Regions from separate parts of the Homo sapiens genome. Here region 1 is linked to region 2. Evidence: chromatin loops called from intact Hi-C (ENCODE). Cell type or tissue: A673. All regions are shown on one strand. Region 1 overlaps SPAG9 (sperm associated antigen 9). Region 2 overlaps SPAG9 (sperm associated antigen 9).

Region 1 (4,000 bases), 58 kb after region 2:
ACTCCTGGGCTCAAGCGATCCTCTCACCTCAGCCTCCGGAGTAGCTGGGACTGTAGGTAGGCACAGCCACCTCACCCAGTCCTTGTTTTTATTTTTAAATAGTCTAAAATGCTGGGTAGAACCAATGAATTAAGTTATCTCAGGAGTAGTGAACTTTTATCATTGAAAGTGTCAGACGTTTCAATCTACCTTACTCTTTTTTTTTTTTTTTTTTCTTTTTTTCAAGACGGGGTCTCACTCTGTCACCTAGGCTGGAGTGCAGTGGCACCATCACGGCTCACTGCAGCTTTGACTTCCTGGGCTCAAGTGATCCTCCCACCTCAGCCTTCCCAGTAGCTGGACAGGCCTGCACTATCATGTTGGCTACTTTTTTTTTTTTTTCCTGTAGAAATGAGGTTTCACTGTGTTGCCCAGGCTGGCCTTAAACTCCTGGGCTCAAGTGATTGGCCCAGACCTCAGCCTCCCAAAGTGCTGGTGTTACAGGCATGAGCCAATGCACCTGGCCCCTTATTGTTCTTGATGGAAAGTTGGGATCATTTTGGACTCCTCTTCTCTTATTTCCCACATCTAATCTGTCACTGGGAACTGTCAAGTCTGCCTCTAAAACTGTATTAAATCAGTTACTTCTTTATCTCTACCACTATCCTTTTACCCCCAGGCCTCCTAACTGGGCTCCCTGTTGCCACCCCAGTCTGTTCTCTGCCTAGTAACCAAGGTGCAGATATTACCTTCACACACCTCCACTGTTGCCTTTAGGTGAGGTGACATGACCAGGAGACCTTACATGTTCTCAAACACTCTCCTTGCTCATACCGACCCACAGCTCAGCAAGCTCCTTCCCATTTCAGGGTCCTCACATGTGCTGCTGTATCATCTACCTGGGAAGTTCTTCTTGGTCCCTTTTTACTTACTTAGCTTTCAGGTCATAGCCTAACTGTCATAATCAGGAGAGACCATTTAGGTCCTGTCATACTTTTTCTTCATGGGCTTATCATTATTGTGATCGTACCAGTCTTATGTGATTCTTGTTTATAATCTCTCCCCTACAGACCCTAAGCCCCGTGAAGATCAGGGACCATCATTGTCTTGTTCCCTGCTCTATCTTTAGCACCTGACCTAGTGTTATAATGATTATTAGAAATGTCATAAAGGATTCCTTTCATGAAAAATGATTGAACTGGATCAGTGGTTTTCAACCATTTAGAGTTACTGCCCTCAGAAAACCTTATTTCTAGCTATGTACCTTCTCCCTAGAATATATACACATGCAAACACAAACTAATTTCAGGGATCTACTTTGACTGGAGGTTAAAGGTTCCTAGGTTAGGCTGAATGGTAATTAAGCCTCCTTCTAACACTGTGATTCAGCGATCATGCCCTCAGTTCTTGTAAGTAGAACTTATGAGTACTAGTGTTGTCTTTCTTAAATGTATTACCTGCTCAATAAATTTGTCTTTCAAGTCACTGAAAATAAGATCAGTTGTAAAAATTAACTTGAAATACAAAAATGCGTTTGTTCTCCCTAAATTATTTGTGTATAATACTTAAAATGTTTAAACTGCTTTAGAACCTAAGTATATAAATGAGGGGAAAAGTATAGATTTTGTTTACAAAGATTTTTATCTGTGCAAAGAAAACTTAAGGGAAACCAGAACTTTTTCAGCTTATAAGATCAAAGGACACTTGATTTATCTGGGTTTGTTTGTTTTTAGAGACAAAGTCTTGGTCCGTTGCACAGGCTGGAGTGCAGTGGTTGGATCACAGTTCACAGCAGCCTCAAACTCCTGCGCTCAAGTGACCCTCCCACCTCAGCCTCCCACATAGCTGGGACTACAGGCATGTGCCACCATGCCTGGCTAATTTTTGTACTTTTTGTAGAGGTGAGGTCTGTTGCCCAGGTTGGTCTCAAACTCCTGGGATCAAGCAGTCATCCCACCTTGTAGGATCTACAGGAGTGAGCCACCGTGCCCTGCCAGTTTCACTGTTTTCTGTTGGGGTTTTTTGTTTTATGTGTTGGTTTGGTTTTACAGTTCCCTAAGTAAATCCTGTGTCACAGTTCCTGATGTATCCTATTTCCTGTGTACTTTTCTTCTAACTAATAATGTTATGTTACCCACTTTTAGGCTTTTCTTTTTCCATTAACCCTGAATTGTCAGATAGACAATAAGCCCCAATATGAGCTTACTTTGATGTGAACCTTCAGGAAACATCCATCTAGCTCTAGTCACATTTCCTCTGTGTTGTATCAATCCTGCTACTACTACTTTCTTTCTTTTTTTTTTGTTTTGTAATCCTGCTACTTCTAAGGAACTTGGAATGTAAAACACTGTCTGCTTTAGTTTCTCAATAACGTGTTCCCTCCTTTCTTTACAGGTACTGGAAAACTGGGCTTCTCTTTTGTGAGAATTACAGCTCTTATGGTGTCTTGTAATCGTTTGTGGGTGGGGACAGGAAATGGTGTCATTATCTCCATCCCATTGACAGAAAGTAAGTATATTTTTAGATAACTGCCATGGAACAAATAGGAGAATTATAGGAAATAGTTATGTCTGAAATTCAAATCTGTGTTAGCTCAGAAAATCAGTGATGGCAAAGATCTAGCTATAGTTACTTCACTCAATGAAACTTATAAATTCTAGGAAAATAAGTTTTCATGTATCAAGACCAATACTCATAATTAAAAGTTTTTCGTTGTCAAAACATTTTCACAGTTCAGGAATCACAGTCCTATTTCATCTTTTGAAATAAAAGTTAAAGTCCATTTTTCTTAAGCCTTATTATACCATTATCCAAAAACACTACCTAGCATTCATCTTAGTTTTTCATATCTCCTTAGCAGATAGTTTAGTATATTCCATTTGTCTTATTTGAGGTTTAAAAAAAGTTGTGGAAGAAGTTTCTCAGGAGTTCAGCAAGCCTTTCCATCTATCTTCTATTTTAAAAGAATGTGATTTATTGTTTTTATGAATAAAATATACCTCGTGTGTTTCTCATATGATGTTCCATTACATTAATCATCCATTAAGTAAATGTTTTTGTGTTGCAAAATTCATGGCAGGGAATGGTTTAAAAGCAAATACTGTAAGTCTATAAAATACATTAATACATATACACTTCAAAATCACCATACCTTTTTTCAGGCCAGAGGAGGGAGAAAGACTAGAAGGTATTTCGGAAGCCTTTAAAAGAAAGCAAGGTTTCAATCCCACCTGTCTTTTCTGCAGTTACTTATAAATCATATTTAGACCTCTCCTTATATCCTAAGAGATTCCAGGATCCCCTAGAGTTCATTTCAGTTATTTGTAAGAGCTTCATTTTAGCATAGTTATTGGAACAGGATTTGTTTTTTAAAACACACACACACAGAGAAATAAAGGAGAAATTTTAGCATTTAGGAAATGCTGCACATTGAGTTCTTAGTGTTTTGATTCAGATTCACTAAAATTGCTTTATTATTTAAAAAAAAAACACCATAAATCAGATTTTCCTTTTTCAGCAGAGATTCTAATAGAAGCCTTGGGAAGAACTTTATGTATTACTTGGTATTATGCCAAGTGGGATCTTGTTATTTTCGTTAGGGGCTTTGAGCACCAGGTTTACCAGATAGAAGACGCTGAGAGTGGTGGCTCACAGTAATTCTCTCCTCCCTGTCATGCACCTCTCCATGTCCCCTTTCCTCCTTTCTCACTTTAGCCGTAATCCTCCACCAGGGACGTTTACTGGGGCTGAGGGGTAAGTGCAGATTCTGAACCAAACTCTTCTTCCTGGCTTCTAATAGCCACTGTAAGGCTGTTACCACTCCTCTAGAATACCCTCTTGAATGTTCCTAAATGTTATCCACTTGCAGTCACTGCATCGCAGCAGGTGTCTTTTTTTTTTTTTTAATGTTTGTTACATGGCCACCAAACTGCTCAGCAGCTTAGTCTATTTATCATCTTTTGTTGCAGCTGAACTTTCTTTCAGACTTTGTTTTCCTTCCAGTATAAACATGAAACATCTC
Region 2 (4,000 bases):
GCCTTCCAAGTAGCTGGGATTACAGACGTCCACCACCGTGCCTGGCTAATTTTTGTGTTTTTAGTAGAGACGAGGTTTTGCCATGTTGGCCAGGCTCTTGACCTCAAGTGATCCACCTGCCTCAGCCTCCCAAAGTCCTGGGACTACAGGCTTGAGCCACCGCGCCCGGCCTATTTTTTATGTATTTTTAAAATTTATTCCTCTAGTGTCAAGCGACTCTGTCTCTACAAAATATTTAAAAATCAGCTGGGCATGGTGGTGTGCGCCTCTAGTCACTGCTACTCAGGAGGCACAGGCAGGAGGATCAACTTGAGCCTGGGAGGCTGAGGCTATAGTGAGCCATGATCATGCCACTGCACTGCAGCCTGGGTGACAAAGTCCTTGTCTCAAGAAAAATAATGAATAATAATAGTAATAGTCATGGGCTAAGACTGAGAATGGACAAAATGTTAAGGTGAGACAGTTAATCTTACTGAATTATATTCACAAAGAAGCTACAAATGAAGGAATTGGAAAACAAAAGGCCAAGTATAACCAAGACAGTCCTGAAGAACAGTAAGTATAAGAACTTGCTCTACCAGGTATTAAGATTTACTATAAAGCGTAATTATTAAGGTGGTATAGTATTGCTTCATCTTCCCTTTCTCTTTCCTTTCTGCACAATTTAGTTCTAAAGCCACCAGGCAGGGCAGAGGAAGGTAAGGCTTTCCATGGTGCTTAGGAGCAGGGGTGGGGTTGTTATCATAACCTAAGCAAAGTTACAAGGGTAATCCATATGGGGTAGCCTGGTGTAGAGAGTCAGGGCCCCAGCAACATTAAGGACATCCCTGCAGGATGGCAGCCAGGCTTGGGGGTACAAGACCCTAAACAGGATGATGAGAGCCTCCCCAAGGAGAGGTCCCAGGTATAGAGTGTCAGAGCCTGAGCAGATGAGGAAGGCAGCATCTGTGTGTGGTAGGGGGAGAGGGGGCTGGAGTGGAGAAGAAAGAAGATGCATGGGAAAAGAAGGGCATTAGTGGAGGGCTGTAGTGGCAGAGAAGAGAGACCGTAAGAGACTTGAGCGCTGAAAGTCGAGGCACAAAGGGAGTTTTAGAATGGAAGAAGATGTCAGCAGGGTCAGCTGGTGTGGGGAAGTCAAGTAGAATGAGGACTGAATTTGTAAATTTATAGGTGTAGATTTGAGCAGTTTAAGTTGTAGGGCCAGTAACAGGAGTAACTGTAAATCATAAAAAGAGGAAATAACATGTGTAGACTACTCAAAATGGTGATTGTGGTGGGAGGAGAGAAAAAGGATAACTTGAGGTGGAGATTGGCAGAGCAGAGGGAAAAGTATAGAATGGGAGAGACTGGGTTGTTGCTATGCTTACAAGAAGGGTTCAATAGAGAGAAAAATTGAAGACAAGGGAGTGAAGAAAGATAATTGATGTATCAGAATCTTAGAAGAAGGGCAGAGGGGAAGGGATCACATATCCCAGCTGCAATTCAGATCTCCTTCGTTGCTGAGACAGCTTCATTTTTCCTAGTCTTTTGCTGTTACAAATAATACTGTGGTAAATAACCATCCAAGGCCTAGAAAGCATCATGAAAATTATATGGCTGGCATAGAACATGCACACACATGTATGCATGTGTATACATATGTACTCCAAAAAAGTATTTTTTTCTTTGAAGAGCATCCTTGGTTGTTGATTATTAGTAGAATGTGACCTTTAGATCTGAGAAAAGCAATTTTAACTAACTAAACCAATTGGATAGACACCTACTTGTGAAAATTTTAGAGAGTTCTCATAAAATCACATGACTTGTGATACTTTAGTAAACTGCTGTGAGAAGCTCTTGTTAGCAGAGTTTGGTATGTAAAGCCAGTCAATGTGTGCTGCATTCTTCAGGGGATGTGCTTAGCATGCAGAACAGGAAATGTCTAAACAGAGCCAGCATTCTTGTTGAGAGAATTTTCCATCCTCCTCCATTTGTGGTTAAGTTCTGAAATTGTTCCTATTTCTTTAGTTTCTACAAGCTTTAATCTCTATAGTAGTTGAATCATATCTATTGTTATTTGCAATTCCTATTATAAAATGCATATGTAATTTAAAAAGTTAAAGTTCGCAGTTTTAAATAACTTTTTTGAAGTAATTTTAGACTTACAGAAAAGTTGCAAAAATAGTGCAGAGTTCCATATACCCTTCACGCAGCATCCCCTGATGTTAACTAACCATAATACAATCATCAAAGCTATGAAATTAACTTTGGTACAATACTGTTAGGTAAACCTGTATTCGAGTTTTACCAGTTTTTCCACTAATATCCTTTTTCCCTTCCAGAATCCAGCCCAGGATCCCATATTGCTTTTTTAAAAAAAATTTTTATTACAGACAGGGCCTCACTATGTTGCCCAGGTTGGTCTCAAACTCCTGGCCTCAGGTAATCCTCCTGTCTCAGTCTGCCAAAGTGCAGGGATTATAGGCATGAACCAGCACACCTGGCTTCCACATTGCCTTTGTACATTATGTCTCGCCAGTGTTCCCAGTGTGTAACAGTTCCTCAGTCTTGTCTTGTCTTTCATGACCTTGAGACTTTTGAAGAGTACTGGTTAGTTGTTTTGTAGAATGTCTCTCCCTTTGGGCTTCTCTGATTTCTCATTATTAGATTGAGGTTATGTATTTTTGGCGAGAATATAACAGAATCTAGTATCTTGGTGTGGATATACTTTGAGACTGTGCAGATACCCTGTTTCTGCTCAAACTTTCATTCACTGATTTTAGCATCCACAGTGGATTTTGCCTACAACAATTATTAGTAAAATATTGCTAATAGTTATTTTCTATTTTCTTCATTCTACATTTATTAATTGGAATTCTTCTATCAGGGAGAGTTGTCTTCTTCCCTCCTTCCCTCCAGTCCAGTTTGAATTCAAGGGATATATACATATATTATTCTGTGGGCTATGCGAACCTATCATTTCTTTGGTTTCTCAAATTTTTCTAGCTTTGGACATTGAGAGCTCTTTCAGGTTGGCTCCTGTGCTCTTTTGACATACCCCATCCTTTTTTGAATGCTTTCTTCCTTATTGGCACCATAAGATGCTCTAAGCTGTTGTATTTTCCCTGCCCCACTCTTAAAAATTGGACTACTTCTCAAAGGAGCTCTGGCACATTTTTTGGGAGAAGTGTATTTAGGAACCAAGATCTAGGCATTATTCATTCATTTACTTCTGGTTTGGGTTTTTCCATTAGTTTATACCTCCTTTATAGAATTTTGTATTAGTGTGCCTACTAGGGTAAAATAAAAGTAGAGTTTTAAGAAAAAAATGGATTATGTGTTGTAATATTTCATATTGTTTTGTTTATGACAGTGGATAAGGAATTTGTTCTATAAACTCAATTTTTGCTTATAAGCTTTTTTCCTCACATATATCTTCATGTGATAACTTTAGGAACCACCTATAGGTGACTGTTAGGGTTTGGAAGGAAAAAAAGGGTAAAGATTCTATTGTGTTGTATGTTGACCAAGATGCCTATTATGTATGTTGAGAATAGAAACTGATAAAGATGTAAATAAGCAGCACTTTCAAAATGGCGGTGTTTAAAGCTTGTATTTTAAATGTGACTTCATCTGAGGTAATTGGCACATAGGTATTTATTAATACTTACATTTACTGTTTAAACAGACTTTTAGAATAGGAGAAGTTGTTTAACATTTTCTACTGAAAAAATTACCTTTTTCACTCAAAAAAATTTATTGATGCTCACTGTGTTAGGCACAATGCCATGTACTAGAAATGTTGTTAAGGTGCTCAGAGGTCCAAATATTTTCTAAAAGAGGCCTTTATAATTTCTTTTAAAAAGTTATTTTACTACTCAGGAGGCTGAGGTGAGAAGACTGCTTGAAGCCACGAATTCCAGGTTGCAGTTCACTGTAATGGTACCTGTGAATAGCCACGGCACTTCAGCCTGGGCAATATCGCAAGATCCTGTGTCTAAAAAATTATATTAATTCAGTT

The links. Hi-C counts contacts between places; a loop is a spot of excess contacts. Peaks named below come from ENCODE experiments on the same cell type or tissue, not always from the same donor. Only the 100,000 strongest peaks of a DNase experiment are listed, where the experiment ranks them.
Region 1: it touches region 2 in a loop (2.3-fold over the local background); 3 of 110 quality-filtered maps call a loop at or near these places.

What each region holds. Positions count from the first base shown.
Region 1 is chr17:50,975,595-50,979,594 of GRCh38, reverse strand. SPAG9 (sperm associated antigen 9) reads left to right here. Exons shown (of 30, transcript NM_001130528.3): 27 at 2,374-2,487. Among named protein-coding and RNA genes, the nearest start is that of TOB1-AS1, 110 kb to the right of the region's middle. In A673, no CTCF peak of the experiment used is centred here; a DNase peak (open chromatin) is centred at 2,434; H3K27ac peaks cover 1,279 bases.
Region 2 is chr17:51,033,513-51,037,512 of GRCh38, reverse strand. The region is part of intron 5 of SPAG9 (sperm associated antigen 9); the gene reads left to right. Among named protein-coding and RNA genes, the nearest start is that of SPAG9, 85 kb to the left of the region's middle. In A673, no CTCF peak of the experiment used is centred here; a DNase peak (open chromatin) is centred at 1,892; H3K27ac peaks cover 1,851 bases.